Linked DNA regions of Homo sapiens: region 2 is linked to region 1. The links are chromatin contacts, found by Hi-C or POLR2A ChIA-PET in ENCODE. All regions are on one chromosome and are shown on one strand. Each heading gives the region's core, a stretch centred on a gene start or an enhancer-like site at or near the end of the contact. The rest is flanking DNA. Distances are from core to core; before and after follow the strand shown. Region 1 holds the start of DLGAP5 (DLG associated protein 5). Region 2 has its middle 19 kb from the start of TBPL2.

Region 1 (7,452 bases), core at 3,694-6,193:
ATATCTAAGGGTTTGATTATACTCATCCATTCCAATCTTTCACTCCCTGAACCTCACTCCACCAAAACTATTCAAGATCACCAGTGACCTCCACAGTGGTGAAGTCCAAATTCTCACCTCTATTATACTTGATCTAACAAGCAGTACTGACTAACATAGTTAATCAGTCTCTCCTCGATATGCACTTTTCTACTCGGTTTCTAGGATAGCACGTTCTTCTGGTTATCCTCTTACATTACTTTGCATTGTTCCTTGGTTCTTTACTAGTTTTCCCTTGTCTTTTTTTTGAGACGGAGTCTCACTTTGTTGCCCAGGCTGGAGTGCAGTGGTGTGATTGGCTCACTGCAACCTCCACCTCCTGGGTTCAGGTGATTCTCCTGCCTCAGCCGCCCAAGTAGCTGGGACTACAGGCACGCGCCACACCCAGCTGATTTTTGTATTTTTAGTAGAGATGGGGTTTCACCATGTTGGCCAGAATGGTCTTGATCTCTTGACCTCGTGATCCACTCACCTTAGCCTGGGGTACTGGGATTATAGGTATGAGCCACCGCATCTGGCCCCTTGTCTTTTAATACTTTAGTATCAACTAAGTTATTGCAGTAGTCTACTTACTGCTCTCCCTGATGTCATACATACCACCCTATAATCTATTCTCAACACAGCAGCCAAAGTGATCCTTTTTTTTTTTTTTTTTTGAGATGGAGTCTCGCTCTGTTGCCCAGGCTGGAGTACAATAGCGTGATCTCAGCTAACTGCAACGTCCACCTCCTGGGTTCAAGCGATTCTCCTGCCTCGGCCTCCTGAGTAGGTGGGATTACAGGTGTGTGTCACCACACCCAGCTAATTTTTTTATTTTTAGTAGAGATGGGGTTTCACCATGTTGGTCAGGCTGGTTTCGAACTCTTGACCTCGCCATCCACCCGCCTTGGCCTCCCAAAGTGCTGGGATTACAGGCATGAGCCACTGTGCCCGACCTGATCCTTTTCTTTTTTTTTTTTTTAGGAGACAGGATCTCCATGTGTGGCCGAGGCCAGAGTGCAGTGACTTTTCACAGGCACCATTGTAGCACACTGAAGCTTCAAACTCCTGAGCTCAAGATTTCCTGCCTCAGCCTCTGGAGTAGCTAGGGCTACAGGCCTGACTCCAAAGCGATCCTTTTAAAACATGAATCAGATTACATAAACACCCATTAATGGCCTCTCATTTCAGAGTAAAAGCCAATGTCCTTATAATGATGGTCCTTAGGATTCTATGTAATCTATCTCCCTTGCTCATTCTTTTCTACCCAGTTACCTACTTGCATTCACTAAAACATATCAGGCACACTCCTACCTCTAAGCCTTTGCAAACGGGAAATAAAGGATATTTTAATAGCATACTGAGATAGTTAGACTTTAATTTGAAAGATTTTTGGTTAAGAAATGGAGCATTTGAGAGGACAAGATGAGAAAGGAACCACCCTTTCTCAGATAAAAAATGTTTGGTTCTTTCTGCCATTCCCTATTTATCCTAGCATTATTTCAATGCCATCTAGCTCCTAACGCCTGCTATATGAACACAACAAATAGGAGTAGGGTGACTCCTGACTAAACACAAGTCATTTCTCAGTTTGCTTTCTCTTTTCTGTAGCATCCTTTGCCTTCTAAGATGCTCTATTTTCATCTTTTTCTGAGATTATTCCTTTCTTCTTTAGTTGGTTCTTTCCATCCTAATGGTCCCAATCCTTCTGGGCAAACTGCAAGGATGAATTCTTTGCTCTTTTCTTACTAATGTTTCCATTGACAAAGTACTCTCATTTCATGGATTCTTTAATTATTCTATTTTTACATTTCTTATCAATTTATCTTGTCAACACTTATCCTACCCAAGCTCCGTAAGAACTTTAGGATTTCTATGAAGCAATATAGATAATAAAGTGTTATAATACTCCACAGGTAAAGGCTTTTGCCTTAAAGACAGTAGTTAGTTGTAGATAACAGGTTATTAAGGGGCCAGGCGCGGTGGCTCACACCTGTAATCCCCACACTTTGGGAGGCTGAGGCAAGATAATTCCTTGAGCCCAGGAATTTGAGGTTACAGTGAGCACACCACTGCACTCCCGCCTGGGTGACACAGTGAGACCCTGTCTCTTGTAATTTAAAAAAAAAAAAAAAAAAAAAAGGAAAAAGACCAAAAAGGAAAGTTATTTATAGAATGGTATTTCAAAACTCTTCTGGCCAGAGTTTTTTACTCACACAGGCATTAAACCAACTATTATTCACTCTTCAAAGTACTTAAAATTACAACAGACCTTTACTTACTTGGCTTAACATTGGTCTTTTCTGGAACAAGCCCTTGAGATGTCTCATCTAATTCAACAAGAATTCTACCTTCCAAGGTTGGAATGTTTACATCTTTCAAACCAAAGTGTCTATTTCGTTCGTATTCCTTATGTCTATTTTCTTTCTGAGACAGTGATTTCCTATGAGCAATTTTAGTTCTAATCATTTCAGTACTTATATCCTTCCTGTGTCGACTGGCAAAATGTGATGAAGACATCCTGTCAAGGAAAAGGACAAAACCCAACTTACATGAATTTTCATTATTTAAAAAATTAAGATTACAGTTCATTTCCTGTCCCACTTCAGGGCCTTCTGAAATAAAAATATAAAATGTGCAATGAAATAAATATGTAACACTGAAAAGTGAGAAGAAGATTATCAGAGAATAAGAAGCTACCTATTTGGGGGTTTTAAATAGGAACTTGCTTGACCAGTGAAGAGAAAGCCAGTAAGTGATAGTCCAGAATAAAAGAGGCTCTGGGCTTACCACAGAGAACACTGCAAAAAGAAAAGCGTGAAATAAAGGTGAAAATAGGTTAAGTGAAGGACCATGTACACAAGGGTTTCCTTACCCATGATGAGGAATGCAGGTAGTCTAACATTTCTTCTAAAGCCAAAAGAAAACCAAAAACAAACAAAAACCCCACACCAGGTACCTATTAGTCATATAGGGATAATCAATAGGCAACCGGATACAGATAGAGTTGGATAGAGAGGCACAGGGCAAAGTATGTGGAAAGGAACAAGGAGCTTCCATGCTCTCTCAGGTAGCACCACTGTTTAGGAACCTTCATGTATTCACCTAAGAAGCTCTCCAAACACAGGTGTTTTTTTTTGGTTTTTATGGCAGCTTCATTACATAAGCATGAGTGATTAAATCATTGACCACTGGTGATCAAGTCAACCTTCAGCTCCTCTCCCCTCCCCAGAGGTTGTGAGGTGGGGCTGAAAATGCCAACTCTCGAGAAATCCTGCCTTGGTCTGTCTAGTGACCAGCCCCAATCCTGAAGCTATTTAGAGGCATCCAGCTATCAGTCAATCATTAGCATACAAAAAGGTACCACTTTGAAGACTCCAAGGATTTTAGTAGTTGTTTGCCAGAAAACAGAACAAGACCAAATATATAGTTCACAATAACCCTATCAGTTTGCTCCATTATTTTCATCCATACAAGAAATCATACAGTTTAGGCCGGCACGGTGGCTTAGGCCTGTAATCCTACCACTTTGGGAGGTCGAGGCAGGACTGCTTGAGCCCAGGAGTTTGAGACCAGCCTGGGCAACATAACACGACCCCGTCTCTATAAATTTTAAAAAAGAAAAGCCATACACACACACACACACACACACACACGCACAAAATCATATAGTTTAATTGGCACATGCCTTTTTCTTGGAAAGATCTTTGAGAATGTATTCAAGCAAAACAAAAGAGGACAATAAAGACGACGTCAGTAGATCCAACTAGGGAGAACAAAGAAAATTAGAAAGTTTGAGGGGGTCACCTGTGTAGCTGGTATAGAGAACTACCAAGCCAAACTGGAGAAAGGATACTGATTCTCAGAAGTCTTGGCAGTTAAAAAACAAAAACAAAAAAAGGTAAGGGGGAGGCTCTGTGATAGACACACTATGGTATATTCTTCAACAAGAATTAACTAAATCCACTAGAAAACTCCAGATAATAGAAAAATTGGCACAAGTAATGCAATACATTGTTACATGATTCTAAGCAATCAACAAAATATAAAAAACGAGAATCTGTCTGACCTGCATGCTAATAACATTCTCCTCTAAGACCCAAGGAAAGTGACAATGGACTGTGCTTTTCATAAAGAACTGTCTTCTACTATTTATCTCCTGCAATATTAATTCGCTAAAGATTGAAGAAAAATTAAGACTTATGTATTAAATACAGGATAGCACTATCCACAGCAAGAGAAAGAGCGAGCGAGGACAACATTAAAGGTACAATTATCAGAATAACCCTGAAAGGTAGTTAACTATTATCGCTCTCATACAGATGAGGTCAATTAACTGCTCACATTAGCATATCTAAAAGGTGGTGAAGCTGGGATCCCAAGCAAGGCAGCCCTGGCTCCACACACACCTAAATTTTGTTTGGCTGAGTGGCGTTTCCTCCAGCTTGAAAGTCCAGAATGCGTTAATCTTGCTTGACTAGAGGTTCTCAACCGGGCGTTTTTAGTTGCCATGGGACCTGGGAAGAGCTACGGGAATTTAATGTCGGAGCTAGTGAAGAACAGTTTCACCCCAAAGGTCAATTACGCCCCGGTGGTGAAACGCTGACTATTACAGAGGTCAGGGCAAACATATGGACTCTTCTAAAGGCTCGCATTATCAGCTTCGGGAAGGGCAGGTAACACGGTCCTAAAGGAGCCTGCCTCTGACTTGCTCCCGCTCGCAGCCCCCGGTCCTCAGACCCTTCTAGACCTTCAACGGAAGCGGGCCAGTGTTCTCCGTCCAGCTCTCCAGCACCCACCTACCTGAGCCACCTTCTAGCGTGAAACCTCAACCAAACAAAAAGTAAAGAACACTCGGTCTGGACGACCACCGCCGACTCCGAAGCAGGAACCCTCACAACCCGAGCCTCCACGAAATTCAAACTTGCCGCACCGAGCCGCTGATTGGAGGGGCTTTAACCAACACTTCCGGGGAAGATCCCACCCCTTCCACTCAACGAGGCTTGCGATTGGTTTGCTCCGTGCGATATTTGAATTGATTGAAAGGTGAAGGGCCAGTTCAAAAGATGGGTGAGAGAGGGAAAATAGGCGGGACCGCGACGCGGGATGAGAAGGAGTGGAGCAGTCGGGGCGCTCACGTCAGGTGAAGGGCGGGAGTGGGCGGTGGAGCCCGAGGGGTGAGGCTGGGTCCCTGGCAAAGCTGGGCTGCGGGAAATCTCCCCCAGAGCTCGCAAGGCTTTTTTTTTTTTTCTTTTTTCTTTTTTTTGAGACAAGGTCTCTGTCCCTTAGGCTGGAGTATAGTGGGCACCGACCACTGCTCACTGCAGCCTTGAGCTGCTGTGTTCAAACCATCCTCCCACCTCAGCCTCCCGAGTAGCTGGGACTATAGGCGCGCACCACTACGCCTGGCTAACTTTAAAAAAATTCCGTAGAGACAGGGCCTCACTACGTTGACCAAGCTGGATTCAGGGCTTTTTAATGTCCTTGTTTAGTCACAGAATCTAGCAGACCTTCTTGGAATGTTTTCTTTACTAGACGTTTTAAAGAAAAGGCTTACCCCAATTATCAAATCCTTACATAGTTTAGCGTTACTTTTCAACGTCGCCAGCCCCCCTCCCCTTTTTTTTCTTTTTTAGTTCATTTTTTGTTGAGGCGAAGTTTTCGTATACAGTGAAAATAATAGTTTTTCCCCCCCAGTGGACAATTTGATGAGTTTGGTAAATGTAAACAGCTGTGTAACTACCACCCAATCAGGACGTAGAGCATTTCCATCACTCAGAAGAGTGGCCTGTTTCTTTCCTGTCCATCTCCCACCACATCAGCAACCACTCCTCTTATTTCTAGCACTATAAAAATGAAGGTGATAGGTACTCTTTTGGGTCTGCGTGAACCAGAAGTTAGTAGTGTTTGTTATTGAGAGGCATTCCATTGAATACTTTATGCATTCACCAGTTGATGGATTTGTATTGCTTTCAATTTTTGGTGATGATGAGCAAAGTTGCTATAACCATTCTCGTACAAGTCCTTGTGGGCATATTTTATTTATCTTGAGGAAATACAGGAGTGGAATTTCTGGGTCATTCTGGGTATGTTTAACTTAAAATTTTTTTTTTTTTTTAGAAGCAGGGTCTCTCCGTCCCCCAGGCTAGAGAGCAGTGGCACAATCATAGCTCATTGCAGCCTTGGCCTCTTGAATAGCTGGGACTATAGGCGGGTGCCGTCACCCATGTCTAACTTTGTAAGGAATTGCCAAGCAGTTTTCCAAAGTGGTTGTACCATTTTACAATTCCCACCAGCCACATATAAGAGTTCCACTTGTTTCACATGCTTTCCAGCACGTGGGGTTGTCAGTCTCTAATGTTCACCCTTCTGGCCAGGCACTGTGGCTTGCGCTTGTAATCCCAGCACTTTGGGAGGTCAAGGCGGGGGGATCACGAGGTCAAGAGATCAAGATCACCCTGGCCAATATGGTGAAATGCCGTCTCTGCTAAAAATACAAAAATTAGCCGGGTGTGGTGGTGCGCGCCTGTAGTCCCAGCTACTCAGGAGGCTGAGGCAGGAGAATCGCTTGAATCCAGGAGGTGGAGGTTGCAGTGAGCTGAGATCGCACCACTCCACTCTGGCCTGGGTGACAGAGTGAGACTCCATCTCAAAAAAAAAAAAAAAAAAAAAGAGACTGAGAATGGTGGCTCATACCTGTAATTTCAGCACTTTGGGAGGCCAAGATGGGAGAATCAGTTGAGGCCAGGAGTTCAAGTCCAGCACTGGCAACATAGCAAGACCCCATCTCTACCAAATAATAATAATAATAATAATACAATATTAGCTGGGCATGGTGGCGCACATCTCTAGTCCCACTACTTGGGAGGCTGAAGTGGGAACATCACTGGAGCCCAGGAGTTTGAGGTTACAGTGAGCTATGATCGCACCACTGTACCCTAGCCTGGACAAAAAAGTAGGAACCTGTCTCAAAAAAAAAAAAAGAAAAGAAAACTATTCTGCTATTAAGAAACTCTGATGCATTCTTCAGCATGTCAATTATATTTTTTGACCCTAGAATTTCTGCTTCTTTTAAATTATTTCAGCTTCTTTGTTAAATTTATCTGATAGAATTCTGAATTCCTTCTCTGTGTTATGTTGATTTTCTTTGAGATTCCTCAAAACAGCTGCTTTGAATTCTCTGCCTGAAAGTTCCTATATCTATGTTTCTCCAGGATTGGTCCCTGGTTCCTTATTTAGTTCATTTCATGAGATCATGTTTCCTGGATGGTGTTAATGCTTGTAGATGTTCATTGGTGTGTGGGCATTGAAAAATTAAGTATTTATTGTAGTCTTCACAATCTGGGCTTGTTTTTGGCTGTCCTTCTTGGGAAGGCTTTCAGGGTGTTTGAAGGGACTTGTGCCCCAAGCCTAATAATGCTGTGGTTTTTTCAG
Region 2 (7,452 bases), core at 2,044-4,543, 270 kb after region 1:
TTAACTTCTTTTTTTTTTTAATTAATTAATTTATTTATTTTTATTGATCATTCTTGGGTGTTTCTCGCAGAGGGGGATTTGGCAGGGTCATAGGACAATAGTGGAGGGAAGGTCAGCAGATAAACAAGTGAACAAAGGTCTCTGGTTTTCCTAGGCAGAGGACCCTGCGGCCTTCCGCAGTGTTTGCGTCCCTGGGTACTTGAGATTAGGGAGTGGTAATGACTCTTAACGAGCATGCTGCCTTCAAGCATCTGTTTAACAAAGCACATCTTGCACCGCCCTTAATCCATTTAACCCTGAGTGGACTCAGCACATGTTTCAGAGAGCACAGGGTTGGGGGTAAGGTCACAGATCAACAGGATAAGAATTTTTCTTAGTACAGAACAAAATGAAAAGTCTCCCATGTCTACCTCTTTCTACACAGACACGGCAACCATCCGATTTCTCAATCTTTTCCCCACCTTTCCCCCCTTTCTATTCCACAAAACCGCCATTGTCATCATGGCCTGTTCTCAATGAGCTGTTGGGTAAACCTCCCAGACGGGGTGGTGGCCGGGCAGAGGGGCTCCTCACTTCCCAGTAGGGGCGACCGGGCAGAGGCGCCCCTCACCTCCCGGACGGGGCGGCTGGCCGGGCGGGGGGCTGACCCCCCCACCTCCCTCCCGGACGGGGCGGCTGGCCTGGCGGGGGCTGACCCCCACCTCCCTCCAGGACGGGGTGGCTGCTGGGCGGAGACGCTCCTCACTTCCCAGATGGGGCGGCTGCCGGGCGGAGGGGCTCCTCACTTCTCAGACGGGGCGGCTGCCGGGCGGAGGGGCTCCTCACTTCTCAGACGGGGCGGCTGCCGGGCGGAGGGTCTCCTCACTTCTCAGACGGGGCGGCCGGGCAGAGACGCTCCTCACCTCCTGGATGGGGTCGCGGCCGCGTAGAGGCGCTCCTCACATCCCAGACGGGCGGCGGGGCAGAGGCGCTCCCCACATCTCAGACGATGGGCGGCCGGGCAGAGACACTCCTCACTTCCTAGATGGGATGGCGGCCGGGAAGAGGCGCTCCTCACTTCCTAGATGGGATGGCGGCCGGGCAGAGATGCTCCTCACTTTCCAGACTGGGCAGCCAGGCAGAGGGGCTCCTCACGTCCCAGACGATGGGCGGCCAGGCAGAGACGCTCCTCACTTCCCAGACGGGGTGGCGGCCATGCAGAGGCTGCAATCTCAGCACTTTGGGAGGCCAAGGCAGGCGGCTGGGAGGTGGAGGTTGTAGCGAGCCGAGATCATGCCACTGCACTCCAGCCTGGGCACCATTGAGCACTGAGTGAACCAGACTCCGTCTGCAATCCCGGCACCTCCGGAGCCTCAGAAAGAAGTTTAGAACAGCGGTCGGAGTTCAGTCCTCAGTTCCCCCTTATCAGAGGTCTCTGTACCAGTGTACCCATTTAGTGGAGGTCCAAATTCTGAAAAACAACTCAAGAATATATGCTAAGGTGTTATCTTTAGTTTCTCTTGGGAACCAAATATTCGTGTGACTCTAACTTCCTTGGCTATTGTTTTAAGCTACTGTTACCGTCTTGCTTATCAAATTGCTCATTTACTTGTCAAGGCTAGCTAGGTGACTGTAAATTCCCTTGAAGGAACTCAAGATTTTATTTCCCTGCTTGGGGTTGGGGGTGGAGGAGGGTGCTGCAAGCCCTTAAGAGGGGTCCCTGCTCCGTCTCAATACTTGCCCAATAGCTCTGAGAATTCTTGCTAGTGGGGCATGTGAAAGGAACCTGTGCTCCCTCTGCCACGAGTCTCTGCTTCCACTGCCTTTCTGGCATCTACTCTGGGCTCTGCCTCTGCATATCTCGTTCCTTTTGCATAGCCTATGTACTTACTCAACTCCCATACAAACCCCTCAGTCTCCAGACTGCCACTGGTCATGGCTGTGCGTGTGGTGCAAGCTTTAATGAAGATTTGGGCACCGGTGTGTGTATGTGCACGCATGTGTGTGCATGAGTGTGTGTGCATGTGTGCATGTGTCTGTGCATGAGTGTGTGTGCGTATGAGTGTGTGCATGTGTGTGTGCGTGCATATGTGTGCATAAGTGTGTGTGCATTCATGTTTGTGCATGTGCATATGTGTTAATTTCCTAGGGCTGCCATAAAAAGTAACACAAACTGAGAGGCTTAAACAATAGAAATTTCTTGTCTCATTGTCTCACAGTTCTGGAAGCTAGACACCTGAGATGAAGGTGTCTGCAGGGCTATGCTGTTTCTAACAGGTGCTAGGGAAGGATCTGTTCCAGGTCTCCCCTCCAGCTTCTGGTAGTTTCTTGGCTTGTGGCAGCATCACTCCTGTCTTCATATGGCTGTCACCGTGTGAGTGTCTGTGTTCAGATTTCCTCCTTGTATAACCACAGTAACATTGGATTAGGGGTCTACCCTACTTCACTATGACCTCATCTTAATTAACTATATCTGCAATGACCCTATTTCCAAATAAGATCATATTCTCAGGCACTGCGGGTTAGGACTTTAGCATATGAATTTTCAGCGGACACAATTCAACCCATAATTGTGTGTTTGTATGTGTGCGCATGTGTGGTCATGGTTAGGGATGTTAGATTACAGAATAGAAGGGTAAAACACTTTGAACTGCATACTCAACCATCCCAGTTCTCAAAAGTCCTCAGCCTTTCTGTCCTCTGAGGGCGCATCCTGTGTCCTGCCTTCCCCACAGCCTCCTGCCATGCAGTGGGACACCTTCTGGCCCTCTTCTTGGGATTTTCCCTGCTTCTTCATGGCTCATTCAGCTCCAACTCCAAAAATCACTGTGCATTTCTGATATAAAAGTTTCACTATTTTCCTCCCCAGGCCAACCATCCAGGCCTGGTCTAGAGGGCCATCTTAATAACTAAAAAGTCCACTAGAGATGTTTCTAACAAAGACAGTTCTCTTGCTGAGGAGGAATTCTGTGGTCAGCTCTGATAGTAACACTTTTTTTCTCTTCCTTTCATCAGTTAAATGAAATTATTTATTAGCCTAAATGTTTTATGCACTAGTTTCTGTTATTTCTGGGTATATTTAAAAAACAATGCCTCCTGTACAAAATCAGAAAAAAACAGAAATGATAGTGAGGACAGGTTGTGCCTCATGGGCCAGGGATGGACAGCTTATTACCCCTCCTTCTACTGGAAACATACTAATAAATACGATAACTCTTTCCTGCCAGGCAAGGTCATGGTTTCAGAACCGTTCTCTATAGAGTTGACTCAGGCCATCGTTATGAGTTCATTAGAGCTGATATGAGAGATTAAGTCAATTTGCCATCACTGTTCTAGACATTCTGTGGAGGGAATTTTATGCTTCTGGTGATGACTTCTATTTGTGTTCATTAACAGTTGCTAGTGTTTGGAAATGAATATAGGGTGGACAATGTGATTTCTGTATTAGTCAGAATAGGCTGAGTCATGCAATGGTAAAAAATGACACCCAAATCTTGGTAGCTAACATGAATAAAGGTTGATTTCTTGCTCATAACACGTGTCCTTTCAGGATCACCTGAAGTTCTGCTCCATATCCCCTTCATTCAGGGACTCAGGCTGACGGAGCAGCCTCTACCTGGAATATTGCTGCTCTCGTAGCAGAGGGAGAGAGGACATGGGCGAACAATAAGCTGGCTCTTTAAAGCTTCTGCTTTTAAGTGAGCCAAGTCAATTCCACTCACATTTCATTGGCTAAGCAAAATGTCAATGCGGAGAGGAAGTATTAATTCTTCCTCAGAGAGGGGCAGCAACAGCATTAAAACAGTTTACATCAGGTACCTAATTTTTGTTATTGATCTTAAATGTCCGAGAAATGAAGTGAAAGAAAATGGAGACCTTTTATATTAATTTTAATGGCTCTTCTTTACTCTTCTTACTATATGTGGTAGAATTCTTATGAGGCTTAAAGAATAGAAATACATATTTGATGGGATTGACATCAGAACCTTTATTATTTAATGCCTTTTCTGTAGCAGGAATGTAACTAGTTTTAAGAGAAGGCTACTTAATGGTCAAAATAGTTGTATTAATGAAGGACTAAGATAATCATGGTTAAATCCCAACTCTAATGATCTAATACAACACTGTTGTTATTTATCTTCATAGCAAATTATGGTAAACCTAACATTATTATCCTAATGAAACATATGTTGTACTTTTTTACATGCTTTTGCTAGGCAAATCATATTTTCATATCAAAATACATTAAGGCAGATATTAAAGGGTAGGTGCAGTGGCTCATGCCTGCAATCCCAGCACTCTGGGAGGCCTAGGCGGGCAGATCACTTGATGTCAGGAGTTCGAGACCAGCCTGACCAACATGGTGAAACCCCATCCCTACTAAAAATACAAAAAAAATTAGCTGGGTGTGGTAACACATGCCTGTAATCCCAGCTACTGGGCTGAGACAGGAGAATCGCTTGAACTCGGGAGGCGGAGGTTGCAGTGAACCAAGATTGCACCACTGCACTCCAGCCTGGGTGAAAGAGCAAGACTCTGTCTCAAACAAAACAAAAACAAACCAAAAAAAAAAAAAACCCAGATATTAAAAAATGATCACTTGCTGTGATAATTATTCACTTCATTCCATTAATGTTAGAGTTTCAGCAGGTTACATGCAAAGCAGAAAGTTGCTAAAGTGTGTTTGGAAGAACATTAGTTTAGAAGACTGCTGATAAATATTGAACCAAAAAAAATTTAGTAATTCAAAGGTTCAGGGAATATTTGGTTAAACACAGTAAATAGGATTCTTTGATTCAAGATATATCAGAACTTTAATAATGTGTCATTAGTGCATAAGCCCTTTGTCAAGCAATGTTCTGTAGAAAACACTTTGGGAACTGCTGGCTCAGATTTTAATCTGTGTGTGGTGGGGATCTCCATCTCACTTCATTTTTATTTCTTTTTATTTTAGTTTTTTGTTTCTTTTTTTTTTTTTTTTTTTTGAGATGGGACCTGGGTCTGTTGCCCAGGCTTGGAGGCAGTGATGCAATCACAGCTTACTGCAGCCTTGACCTCCTGGGCTCAAGCTATCCTCCCACCTTGGTCTCCCAAGCAGCTGGGACTATAGGCATGTACCACTACACCTGGCTAACATTTTATTTTTTAGTAGAGACAGGGCCTCGTTATGTTGCCGAGGCTGGTCTGGAACTTCTTGGACTCAAACGAACCTCCTGCCTCATCTTCCCAAAGTGCTTGGATTACAGGCATGAACCTCCACGCCCAGCCTCCATTTCACATGAGCCTTCCAAACCCATGGCCATTTTGGGGTCTACCATCACCCAACATGCCCGGAATCACCAGTTCAAGCTTTCCCTTTCTGGCCACAGCATCTTTTCCTGCCAGCCTGCTTTCAACCAGTCCCAGTACAACCACTTGTCAACCTCACTGGAACTCCAATCCTTGCGGACTTCTGTTTACTTCTAATCATTCTGTCTCCTGCTGTCTTGATTTCCTGCTTATCACCTTAGACTGCATGATACATTGTTTTAGTAACATACCTGGTCAATGATCTAAAGGCCCTTTCTATCCTATCTCTTAGTTGGGTTTGGTGAAACCCAACTAATAGCTGATGATCCTTCTATATTTCCCTGTTCAGCTTACTTTTTACTCTCCTACTCACTGTAATGACTATTCCAAGGCTTTTCTGCTTCCTGGATTCCACAACCACCTCCCTCCACTCCCTCTGCATGCCCTATCTCCTTTAGGGCCTGGTGTTCCTAATTCTGAAAACTCCCTATAGCGATCCCCATTCTAGCCTCCTTCTCCCCTGTTGGGACAGTAAAAATGTTTCTCCCCATCTAAGAACAATACCTTTCTGGGGAATTTTGACTCTCATACCCTCCCAACTTTCCAAACACCTTGTAGTATTGATTATACCTTCTCTCTTTTTCTCTTTTTTTTTTTTTTTTTGAGACCAAATCTTGCTCTGTCGCCCAGGCTGGAGTGCAGTGGCATGATCTTGGCTCACTGCAACCTCCTCCTTGCAGGTTCAAGTGATTCTTCTGCCTCAGCCTTCCGAGTAGCTGGGATTAAAGGCACGCACCACCACGCCTGACTAATGTTTGTATTCTTAGTAGAGATGGGGTTTCACTATGTTGGCAAGGCTGGTCTTGAACTCTTGACCTTGTGATCCGCCCACCCCGGACTCCCAAAGTGCTGGGATTATAGGCGTGAGCCACTGTGCCTGGCCCACCTTCTCTTTCTTATATAGACTCAATCTTACTTTTCAATTGCTCTTTCTCATCAGCCATCAGCTTTGAGATATGCTTAAGTCCCATTTTAAAAAGGAAGAAAGAAGAAAGGGAGAAAAGGAAGGAAAGAAAAACCTTCCTCTGACATTACATTCTCTCTAGCTAGTCCTGCCTTTGCATAGACAAAATTCTCATTGTCTCCATTTCTTCTTCCATGCATTCCTCAATTTGCTCCTATCTAGTTTAAAAAAATGTTTTATTAGGATGTTATATATGGTAAAGTGTGCTCATCTTAAATGTACAGCTCAGTGAAGTTTTACACATTTATACACCTCGTGTAGCTATCACCCAGATCAAGATATAGAGAATTTCCAGGAACAAAAGGTAGAATATTCTCAATGTTTGAGAACTTGTTATCTTCACTTAACGATACATCTTGATCATTCCATAGCAGTATATAGAGACTTTTCTCACTTCTTTCCAACTGTGCACTGCTTCATTACATAGCTGTACCATCATTTATCAATATTCTGCTGACGTACGTTTATATTGATTCCAGTCTTTTGTTATTACAACTAGTGCTTCAATGAACAGTTTTGTGCAAATGTCATTTTGTATTTCTGCTCATGTATTTTTGGTACAGATTCTTAGAAACAGAATTACTGAGCCAAAGAAAACACATTTGTAATTTGGCTAGATATTGTCAAATTTCTCCCCTAGAGGCTGTAACATTTTACATTCCCACCAGCATTGTATGAGAGTACCTGTTTCCCCATAGACTTACAAATAACATAAGTTGATAAACTATTGAGGTGTGTTTTTTTTTTGTTTTGTTTTTGAAACAGTCTTGCTCTGTTGTCAGACTGGAGTGCAGTGGCGCGATCTTGGCTCACTGCAACCTCTGACTCCCTGGTTCAAGCGACTCTCTTGCCTTAGCCTCCTGCGTAGCTGGGATTACAGGCATGTGCCACCATGCCCAGCTAATTTTTGTATTTTTAGTAGAGACGGGGTTTCATCATGTCGGCCAGGATGGTCTCGATCTCCTGACCTCGTGATCCACCCACCTCAGCCTCCCAAAGTGCTGGGATTACAGGCATGAGCCCCCACGCCCAGCCCAGCTTCTGAGTTTTATATGCATACCTTTTTATTTATCTTTTATTGCAGCTTAATTGAGATACGATTGACATACAATATAATGTCACAATTTGATAAGATTTGCTATATGTATATAACCATGAAA

What was found. A loop is a pair of places that touch in the nucleus more often than their neighbours do. ChIA-PET counts read pairs that join two places held with the same protein, here RNA polymerase II (POLR2A). Pooled maps may share reads with other maps.
Region 2: a pooled map shows a loop between it and region 1 (2.5-fold over the local background). The contact joins the enhancer-like site here to the promoter of DLGAP5 in region 1. A Hi-C loop is called at or near these places in 3 of 50 pooled maps. POLR2A ChIA-PET finds 5 or more read pairs at or near these places in 3 of 52 experiments (K562, activated CD4-positive, alpha-beta T cell and naive thymus-derived CD4-positive, alpha-beta T cell).

Annotation. Positions count from the first base shown.
Region 1 is chr14:55,186,642-55,194,093 of GRCh38, forward strand. It overlaps DLGAP5 (DLG associated protein 5), which reads right to left and starts at 4,944. Exons shown (of 19, transcript NM_014750.5): 1 at 4,822-4,944; 2 at 2,301-2,539. The coding sequence starts at 2,538. LOC105370508 (a long non-coding RNA gene) reads left to right here and starts at 5,032. Exons shown (of 2, transcript XR_943888.3): 1 at 5,032-5,161. RefSeq lists enhancers at 4,134-4,687, 4,688-5,240.
Region 2 is chr14:55,455,683-55,463,134 of GRCh38, forward strand. No RefSeq gene overlaps it. Among named protein-coding and RNA genes, the nearest start is that of TBPL2, 19 kb to the left of the region's middle. Within about 2 kb of position 3,294, at least 4 of the 41 ENCODE cell types and tissues checked have a DNase peak (open chromatin) inside an H3K27ac peak, as active enhancers do.